Linked DNA regions of Mus musculus: region 1 is linked to region 2. A link is a contact called in ENCODE Hi-C or POLR2A ChIA-PET data. All regions are on one chromosome and are shown on one strand. The core of a region is the stretch at or near the end of the contact, and the rest is flanking DNA. Distances in the headings are between cores, read along the strand shown.

Region 1 (3,905 bases), core at 681-3,180, 36 kb after region 2:
AGAGCCCCAAGGGGCCTGTAGGGGCGCAGGGCTTCCATAGTGGCCATGTGCTCATCAGAGGTCCCTGGAGGTGTGTCCACAACCAGATAATCCAGCTGCCCCCAGGCCACGTCAGACACAAACTGCTTTATCAGTGCTGCAAAGACCCCAAAGCCCAGCAGTAATCCCTGAGAAAGGGTTAGGAAAGGAAAGGCCCATCTTGTCCAGCCCAGGATCTCCATCAGTTGCTTCTGGGCAGCTCCCAGGGAACCCTGGGGACATGTGCCACACACGGCAGCCAGGGCCCGCTGATCTTCGAGATAACATGGCAGAGCTTCTGGGGTCCCACAAGCTCGCCTTGCTTTCCAGCAGCCTTACCACCTGCTAGCACTCAACTGTCTGCACACTCCACGTGGCGGGGTGTAGCCAACTCCCATTGAGGCCCCAGGTGAGGATGCAACCTAGACTCTAAGGGCATCTGTGCCCTCAAGCCCAGAGAAAATGCCCTGGCTCGAGCACCTTGACAGCACATCCAGGACAGCTAGCCATTAAATCTAAGTGTGTTATTCTTCCCAGGCAGTCTCTCATGGCAGCTAGGATGGTTCAATGTTACCCGCTTAAAGCTCAGCACTGGGATCCACTGCACACTGTGCGGCCTTAGACCCTTGGCTTGAGTGAGGGCCCGTAGGGAGGGTTCTCAGAAGGGAGATCCCTTCCTATCTAAGGAGTGCCTGATGGCTTCACAACAAATGCAGAGCACAGCTTCTCCCTTGATCTTGGTCTCATGTCATATTCTCCATCCAGAGGCTGGGAGAAACCCAGAGGTATATATACCCTGAAGGGTGGACATCTATGCGCAGTAGAAGCGTTCCAATGGGAAAGAGACTCCAATACAGGCCAGGGCCAGCTTCTGGCTTTATCCAATGGCAGTAGGCACGAGATGGGGGAAAGCGGCCTCAGTAAAGAGGCACTGAGGAGTTGGAGGAAGGGAGGAAGCACTGCTTCTCACTAAGTTCTTACCATGTTTCTTGGGACCTCTCCACACCACGGCCTCATCAGGGTTTTCCAGCAGGAACCCCACAGACATAAGGGAGATGCTCTGCTCCTGATCCACAAAGACAGGCACCCAGCCATTGTCACACTGGTGCACGGCCTTGCCTTGTGCACGGAGCATGTGTGGTATGCTGGGACCGCACAGGTCCACATCTAGGATTCCCACCTGCAAGGAGGAGGATGCTGAGGGGTGGAAAGAAGTCTGCCAAGCCTGTTGGGAGCTAGGGACAACAATGAAACAGGTGTCAACCCTGGTCCAGGCCTCACCTTCTTGCCCTGGTGGCGCAGAGCCAGGGCCAACTCCGTGGAGATGGTGCTTTTCCCAACGCCACCCTTTCCAGAAAGAACAAGGATGATGTGTCGCACCCCGGCCAGGTTCCCGGGTTCTGGTGAGAAACAGGAGTTGGGGTGTCTGAGAGAGCGACAAAGACAAAGGCACGCGGGTAGGTCTTCTAGAAGCCCCAGACCTGTCTCAGCCTCACTTCTGTCTGAAGTGGAGCAACTGAAGGCACGTGCACACGTGAACGCTCACTTCAAACTGCCAGCTAATTTTAACAGACACAGAGGAAACTAACAGAGTAGATGATCACAGCTAAGCGACACCCGCGCACAAACGCAGACTCCACACTAGAGACTTCCAGTTCTAGGGAAGCAGGGCCCCCAATTCTCGGAAAGGCGTGAGGCTGAGGTCTTAGAGCAGATATAACCGCCGATGTGTGCATCGCGACACTCGGCTAGCTCAGTAAACAAGGGGACATGGGATGCTTTGGCGTGGGCCTGCACGCGGTTCGCCTTCAGACTTTCCCAACCCCTCGCGTTTGACCGACCTGCACGCTCACCGGCAGCAGCCTCCATTCCGCTACTAGTTGCTTTTCGCGGCTCTCTTCCGCTTCCTCTCCAAACTTTCGCAGCCTTTGAACCAATGGTGACAAGAGCCCGCCCCTTACTCATTTTGAGAGGTTAGTCATTCACCGTCCAGCCAATCAGATCACCCAAGGAGGTCCCGATCCTGGCAACTGATGATGACGCCACGGGCACGGACACACTTCCTTATATTTGTCCAATGGTCATGCGAAAGTTTTTTTTTTTTTTGACCGCTCTAGCGAGGGCCAATAGAAACTTTGGTTCAGGATTGACAGTTTGTGCAAGCCTCTTGACAGCAGTCCTGTCTCGCGAGACCCGCCCCCGCGCGAAGCTGCCATAGAGCCCGCCTTCGGCTGCCGGGCCAATGCAGGGCGGGGGCGGGGATTGTTTGCGTCGCGGCCGGAACGGAAAGTGGGTCAGCGCCGGGGGAGCTTTTTGGCCGCAGGTGAGCCGCGCCGGCCCAGCCCGGTCAGGCCCGGCGGCCGGCGGGTTGACCTTGCAGGCGGTCAAGCCGGCCACCCGTTGTTCCCTGGCGGTGGCGCTCGGGAGTCTGGGCGGGGGCCTCGGAGTCAGGCGTCAGGGACGGCATCGCTGTGGCGAGATCCGCGAGCCTTTGGCGAGGGAAGCAACCTTCAGCCCCGCGGAGGCCGAGCGTGGCTACGTCCAGGGACATCTCTGGTTCATTCATTGGGTTCCTACTGTGTGTTCTTATACGGCGCTCAGCCAACCCAACTGCTGTGGAGTGCTGTGCGCGGCCCCGCCCGGCTTCTTTGTGGATGGCCGGGGCGAGGTAGGGTAGTACAGTGGGTCTACAGGGGGACAGGAGGCAGCTAGGACAGAGTCGACTATTAGACAAAGACAGTCCACTCGGGAGAGGAGATCCGGACCTCTCAAAGCCTTTCATTTTGTCCCAAGAACGATGTCAAGCCAGTGAGTTTAAGGTTGTATCAAAGACTGAGTTTGTAGTGTGCAGAGCCGGATGGGTGAGAGGGAGTTGTGTGGTGCAGGAAGCGGTGGGGGTCTCCAATGGCAAGGAGGGGTGTCAGGAGTGGATGACAGCGGTGTTTCTGGCATGAGGAACTGGATGCTGTGGATGCCATTTGCCAAAGTGGACCGCGGAGGAGGAGCAAGTTAAGTGTCAAATGCCTGAGGGGCAACAGCTCCTGAACAGAATGCAGAGATGGGCTGGGACACATCCAAAGTCATGGGTGTCTGGGTTGTGTTTCACACCATCGCCCTGGGCTTGATTGAGGTGCTCAGATACTCGAGCCAGGTACGAGCTTGTGGGAGTTTCTGGAGCTCAGAGCTCAGTGTTGAGGGCTTGGAGTCCCCAGCCTTTGGTGGATCCATGGCTTAGGCTGCCAGGTAGAAGTGGCAGGGGGCAGAGTTGTGGGGTGTAGATTTGGGCCTTGTTTGGACATTGATACATTACATGTCTTTAAAGTTACAGTTATTTTTTTCCAGGTTCTCTCCACTATGGCCCGGCGTACACGGAGTAGCAGGGCATGGCATTTCGTCCTGAGCGCAGCCCGCCGAGATACAGATGCCCGGGCTGTGGCTCTGGCAGGCAGCTCTAACTGGGGCTATGACTCTGATGGGCAGGTAGGTCGAAGTGGCAAGGTGGGGATAACCAGTGTCTATGTTGGGTGAAAAAGACACTGAGCCAGGCAGCTGAGCTGTGTCCTGGTATGTGGTGCTTTTTGGTCTGGTAAAGCCTGAGGTATGTCAGGCCTCAAGACAAGAGACAGGGATCGAAAGTTCTGGATAGTGCTGGTTACTGTACAATGCTTGTTCACCAGGCCTGCCAATTTTATTATTGTGTGCCACAGTGAATGGGTCAGGAGCCTTGTATGTGTGTTCTATCTTACACCTTTATTTGGTATCTGGGGAGCAAGCTTAGGTTGTCCGTGACGTGCAGTAGCACACATACATATGCTGAGCCATTTGGATCACCCTGGATGTTTTTGTCACACAAATGCTGTATTTCATGTGTGTTGTATATGATAGGA
Region 2 (4,051 bases), core at 57-2,556:
TAGAAAAGAAAACTACAACTTCTCAAAGTTTAGTTTAACATTGCCCTCTTGGGAAGCATTCTATATCCTTTAGCTTCGTTGTTCCTGTTTCTATTTCAGTCCCAGGTCTTTTAGATCACGTTATTTTTTAAGGATTCATCTTTTTTGACATGTCTAGCATAATTTTTAGATTTTCATTATTAGTGTCATTTATTTCCCTTGCTTCTGTCTCCCTTCCCCTTTGGCACTCTACTCTCAGTATTCTGATCTTTTCACCTTGAACCTCATACTAACCACCCCATCTATGCCGGCCTCGATCTCATCGTTTTCTTTAATTGGCCCAACTCCCTTTGGAGTCCCGGTCAAGATAAGATCTCCTTCTTCCAAGGTTATTATCTTAGAAACATAGCTGATGATGTAGGGGATGGAAAAGATCATAGATGATGTTTTGCCCTCCTGCCTGAGCTCTCCGTTGACCTTGAGCCACAGTCTTAGGGCATGAGGGTCAGGAATCTTCTCCTTGGGCACGAAGGCACTGACCGGGCAGGAGGACGTAAAGCTCTTAGCCAGGGTCCACGGCAGCCCCTTCTTCTTGCACTCCTCCTGCACATCTCTGGCAGTCATGTCCAGGCACAGGGCATAGCCGGCCACGTAGTCCATGGCTGCAGCCTCCGGGATCGCTTCACCACGCTTGCCCAGAAGCACTCCCAACTCCACCTCGTGGTGGAGGTTGCGGCAGTAAGCGGGCATTAACACCGGTGAGCCCTCGGGAGCGTACGCGGTGGACGGCTTCAGGAAAAGCACAGGCTCACTCAGCACGGTGCTGCGCATCTCTTTGACGTGATCTGCATAGTTCCTCCCCACGCAGACGATATTCTTGCCCCACTCCCAGAAACGAGACAGCGGTTTGGTGGAAGCCATAGTACAGCTTTGGGTCATGTGACCACCGACTCCCCCGGACTACGGCGGCCTCCAGAGGACTGGCTTCGGACGCTGTCCAGGTCGGAGCGGCCCCGCCCTTCCTTGCGCAGCAGCGGGACGCTGAGGTCAGCGAAAGGTCTCTGCGTGCAGGCGACTGCCCCAGAGAGACGAGGAGGCTCACGCTCAGCCTCCTCCAACACCCACTTGCAGACCGAGTCTACAGGCCAAGGCTGCTAGGGCAGCTAGGGAACATTTTGGGGGGGGGGGGCAGGAGCTACTACTGATTGGCTAGGGGCGGCGCGGCGGTGCGAGACAGGCACTGGTTGGCTGTGAACTCTATGGGCGGTCACTGATGGATTGAGGGCGTGGCATTTTGGTAAAGAGCAGGAGTTGGTTGGTTGGGAGCAGTAGGAGGACGACACTGATTGGTTGCAGTCGCCAACGCCAGTGTTGATGCCCACGACGCTGGTGTTGCGGACTCCGCGACCCGGCTGTGCACCCCGTGGGTCATGGTGCTGGGTCGCGGGTCGCTGTGTCTCCGGAGCCTGTCAGCGCTGGGAGCCACCTGCGCGCGCCGTGGTCTGGGTAAGTGTGTCTAGGTACTGACGCGGCGCGGCCGGGTGCTGGAGGCCGGACGTCGGTTGGGCGAGCCCTTGCTGTTTCCAGGCGCAGGTGCTGAGCGCCGCCGGGCGGGCGAGAAGCGGGGCCGGGCGTGTTGAGGGCCTTGGAATAGGCATCTGGCGCTGGAGGGGTTCGTGGCCCGGGATCGAGGCAGAGGGCTGGCACCTGCTCCCTCCTGGCCAGAGTCCGACTCCAGTTTTGGGGTTGCGACTTTAGTTTTTAAGTCGGCTTTTCCTCTTAACGTCTGATGTGGCGACAGTGGGTTGCCAAAGCCCCGGAGCTGGCCAGCCTGAATTCAGCTAGCCGGGAACTTTGGAACAATCGTGATTGAAAGTCTATGAACCATCTTTATTAAGAAGTCCGCTCGTTGAGAACAGAAGTATGGGTCTCCATTTAAGGGATACCCCTTAGTGTCGCTGCTGAAGGCTGTTTAAGAGCTAGGCGATTTAAGAGCTAGGTACAATAACTACTGAGCAGCCGCTCAGCTTTTGGTGCCGCAGAAGCCCTCCTGGTGAGAAGAGGCAACTCTGAAACGTTTTTTGACGTTTGAGCAATATAAAACGTGTCTGTGGATTTGACCTCAATTCAAACAGAATGTCCCTAGTTGCAAACTAAGGAGCTGGGAGCGATGAATTCCTTCCATAGGAGTGATCGCATCTTCTTCAGAGCAGTCAGGCTCTCTTCCGACTAGAGTGGGTTGAGCACTGGTAATAACATGATCTTTATCCATGCAGGTTTGTTGTGTTTTACCAGGAAGTACATAAAAGGGCTCGTATTCACCTGTTTCTCACCCTCCGCTGTCCATCGGCGTGGATAGTGCTAGGGCTTAGGGGAATTCAAATATTACAGAAACCTGATCTTATAGAAATGCTTATTTTGCTGAACATGAGAAGGGGTCTGGAAAGTGCCCAGCTGTTGTGCCAAAAAAGGAGAAATGGGGAGCAGGGTTGTGACAGAGCACTTCCCTAGAATGCTTAAAGCCCCAGCACCACAAATTCAGACAAAAGTACAGTGGAGTCCCTTGGTCATTTGCTGCCTCCTTGGCCCACTCCAAGACAATCCTTCGGTGATAAGTTCTCTGCCCCTCATGCTTGAGTCCCAAGCAGCAGTTTCTTCTTTTCAGGAGCTTGCACTGTGTGTTTTCCATTATGCTGGCCATAGCTGAGAAAATACTGTTCTCTCCTTGGGCTGGAGGCCTGAGAAGGGCTGAAAGCTTAGAGGATTTAAGTCCATTAGTGCAGACGCCATGACTGGAGAGTGAGCGGCCATGCTCTGGTGCCTTGTCCTGCCATCTTTAGGCCTGAGTCACACCACAGGCAGGTAACACAGCCTGTATGAACTCTTAAGAAGAAATACCAAGCTCTCAAGTCTAGGGTGAGGTGTAGATCTTTCGAGTTGCGAGTAGGAGCCCCTGGGGTTCTGTCCCTTCCCCTGCCAAAAAAAAAAAAAAAAAAAAAAAAAAAGAAAAAAAGAAAAAGAAAAAGAAAAGAAAGAAAGAGATGGAGACAGAAGGAGTCCTGACTTGAAAGCCAGCCTGGACTACACAGTGATTTTGGTCTAGAAAGGGATACAGAGCAAGATCTATTAAAAAAAAATCAACCAATCAGGCTGGAGAGATGGCTCAGCGGCTGAGAGCACTGACTGCTCTTCCAGAGGTCCTGAGTTCGATTCCCAGCAACCACAAGGTGGCTCACAACCATCAGTAATGGGATAAAGGGCACTCTTCTGGTGTGTCTGAAGACAGCTACAGTGTACTTATATACATAAAAATAAATAAACAAACCTAAAAAAATCAATCAATCAAGCCCCAAACCTAAAAAGTACCCCCCCAAAAAACCCCAAAATAACAATTCTGTACCTGGGAGAGGCTGACTTACGTGGTCTCTGCTTTCCTGAAGGATGTAGTGAAAGGATATTCCCTCGCCGGAACTTCAGAAAGCCAGCTGTTGAGCCATCGGGTATGAGGGGTCTGGCCGTTCTGAAATCTTGGTGAGGTGTCTGAGGTTCCTTCTGTGTGTTTCTTCAGGTCAGGCCCTGCTGGGACTATCTCTGTGTCACTCAGACTTCAGGAAGAATCTGACTGTGCAGCAAGACATAATGAAGGTTGAACTACTGCCTGCCCTGACTGACAACTACATGTACCTGATCATTGATGAGGACACCCAGGAGGCCGCCATCGTGGACCCAGTGCAACCACAGAAGGTATGTGCGGCTCTTCCTGCCCCCTGCACCCTGTCACCTAGTTCAGTGTTCATCCACTGGGTTACGACCACAGTCTTTATGGCTTTGTGGAAGCTAGGTGGAAATTAGTTTATCCAAACAAAGTTGTCAGCTGGCAGTGGTGGTGTGTGCCTTTAATCCCAGCACTCAGGAGGCAGAGACAGCTGGAGCTCAGAGATCTGGCCAGCCTGGTCAACAGAGCAAGTTCTAGGACAATCAAGGCTACACAGAGAAACCCTGCCCCCACCCCCAAAAAAAAAAAAGAAAGAAAGAAAGAAGGAAAGGAAAGAAAAGAAAAGAAAAAATCCCT

What was found. A loop is a pair of places that touch in the nucleus more often than their neighbours do. ChIA-PET counts read pairs that join two places held with the same protein, here RNA polymerase II (POLR2A).
Region 1: a loop to region 2 is called in a map of heart, with 5 times the contacts of the local background. The contact joins the promoter of Nubp2 here to the promoter of Hagh in region 2. A Hi-C loop is called at or near these places in 14 of 37 maps with a recorded cell type or tissue (CH12.LX, Patski, T-helper 1 cell and 7 more). POLR2A ChIA-PET finds 5 or more read pairs at or near these places in 4 of 5 experiments (Patski and embryonic stem cell).

What each region holds. Positions count from the first base shown.
Region 1 is chr17:24,884,420-24,888,324 of GRCm38, forward strand. It overlaps Nubp2 (nucleotide binding protein 2), which reads right to left and starts at 1,931. Exons shown (of 7, transcript NM_011956.3): 1 at 1,860-1,931; 2 at 1,300-1,418; 3 at 1,000-1,198; 4 at 1-136. The coding sequence starts at 1,887. Spsb3 (splA/ryanodine receptor domain and SOCS box containing 3) reads left to right here and starts at 2,255. Exons shown (of 7, transcript NM_001163751.1): 1 at 2,255-2,341; 2 at 3,361-3,498. The coding sequence starts at 2,261.
Region 2 is chr17:24,849,184-24,853,234 of GRCm38, forward strand. It overlaps Hagh (hydroxyacyl glutathione hydrolase), which reads left to right and starts at 1,307. Exons shown (of 9, transcript NM_024284.2): 1 at 1,307-1,485; 2 at 3,548-3,723. The coding sequence starts at 1,410. Fahd1 (fumarylacetoacetate hydrolase domain containing 1) reads right to left here and starts at 1,119. Exons shown (of 1, transcript NM_023480.3): 1 at 1-1,119. The coding sequence starts at 918. The coding sequence ends at 235.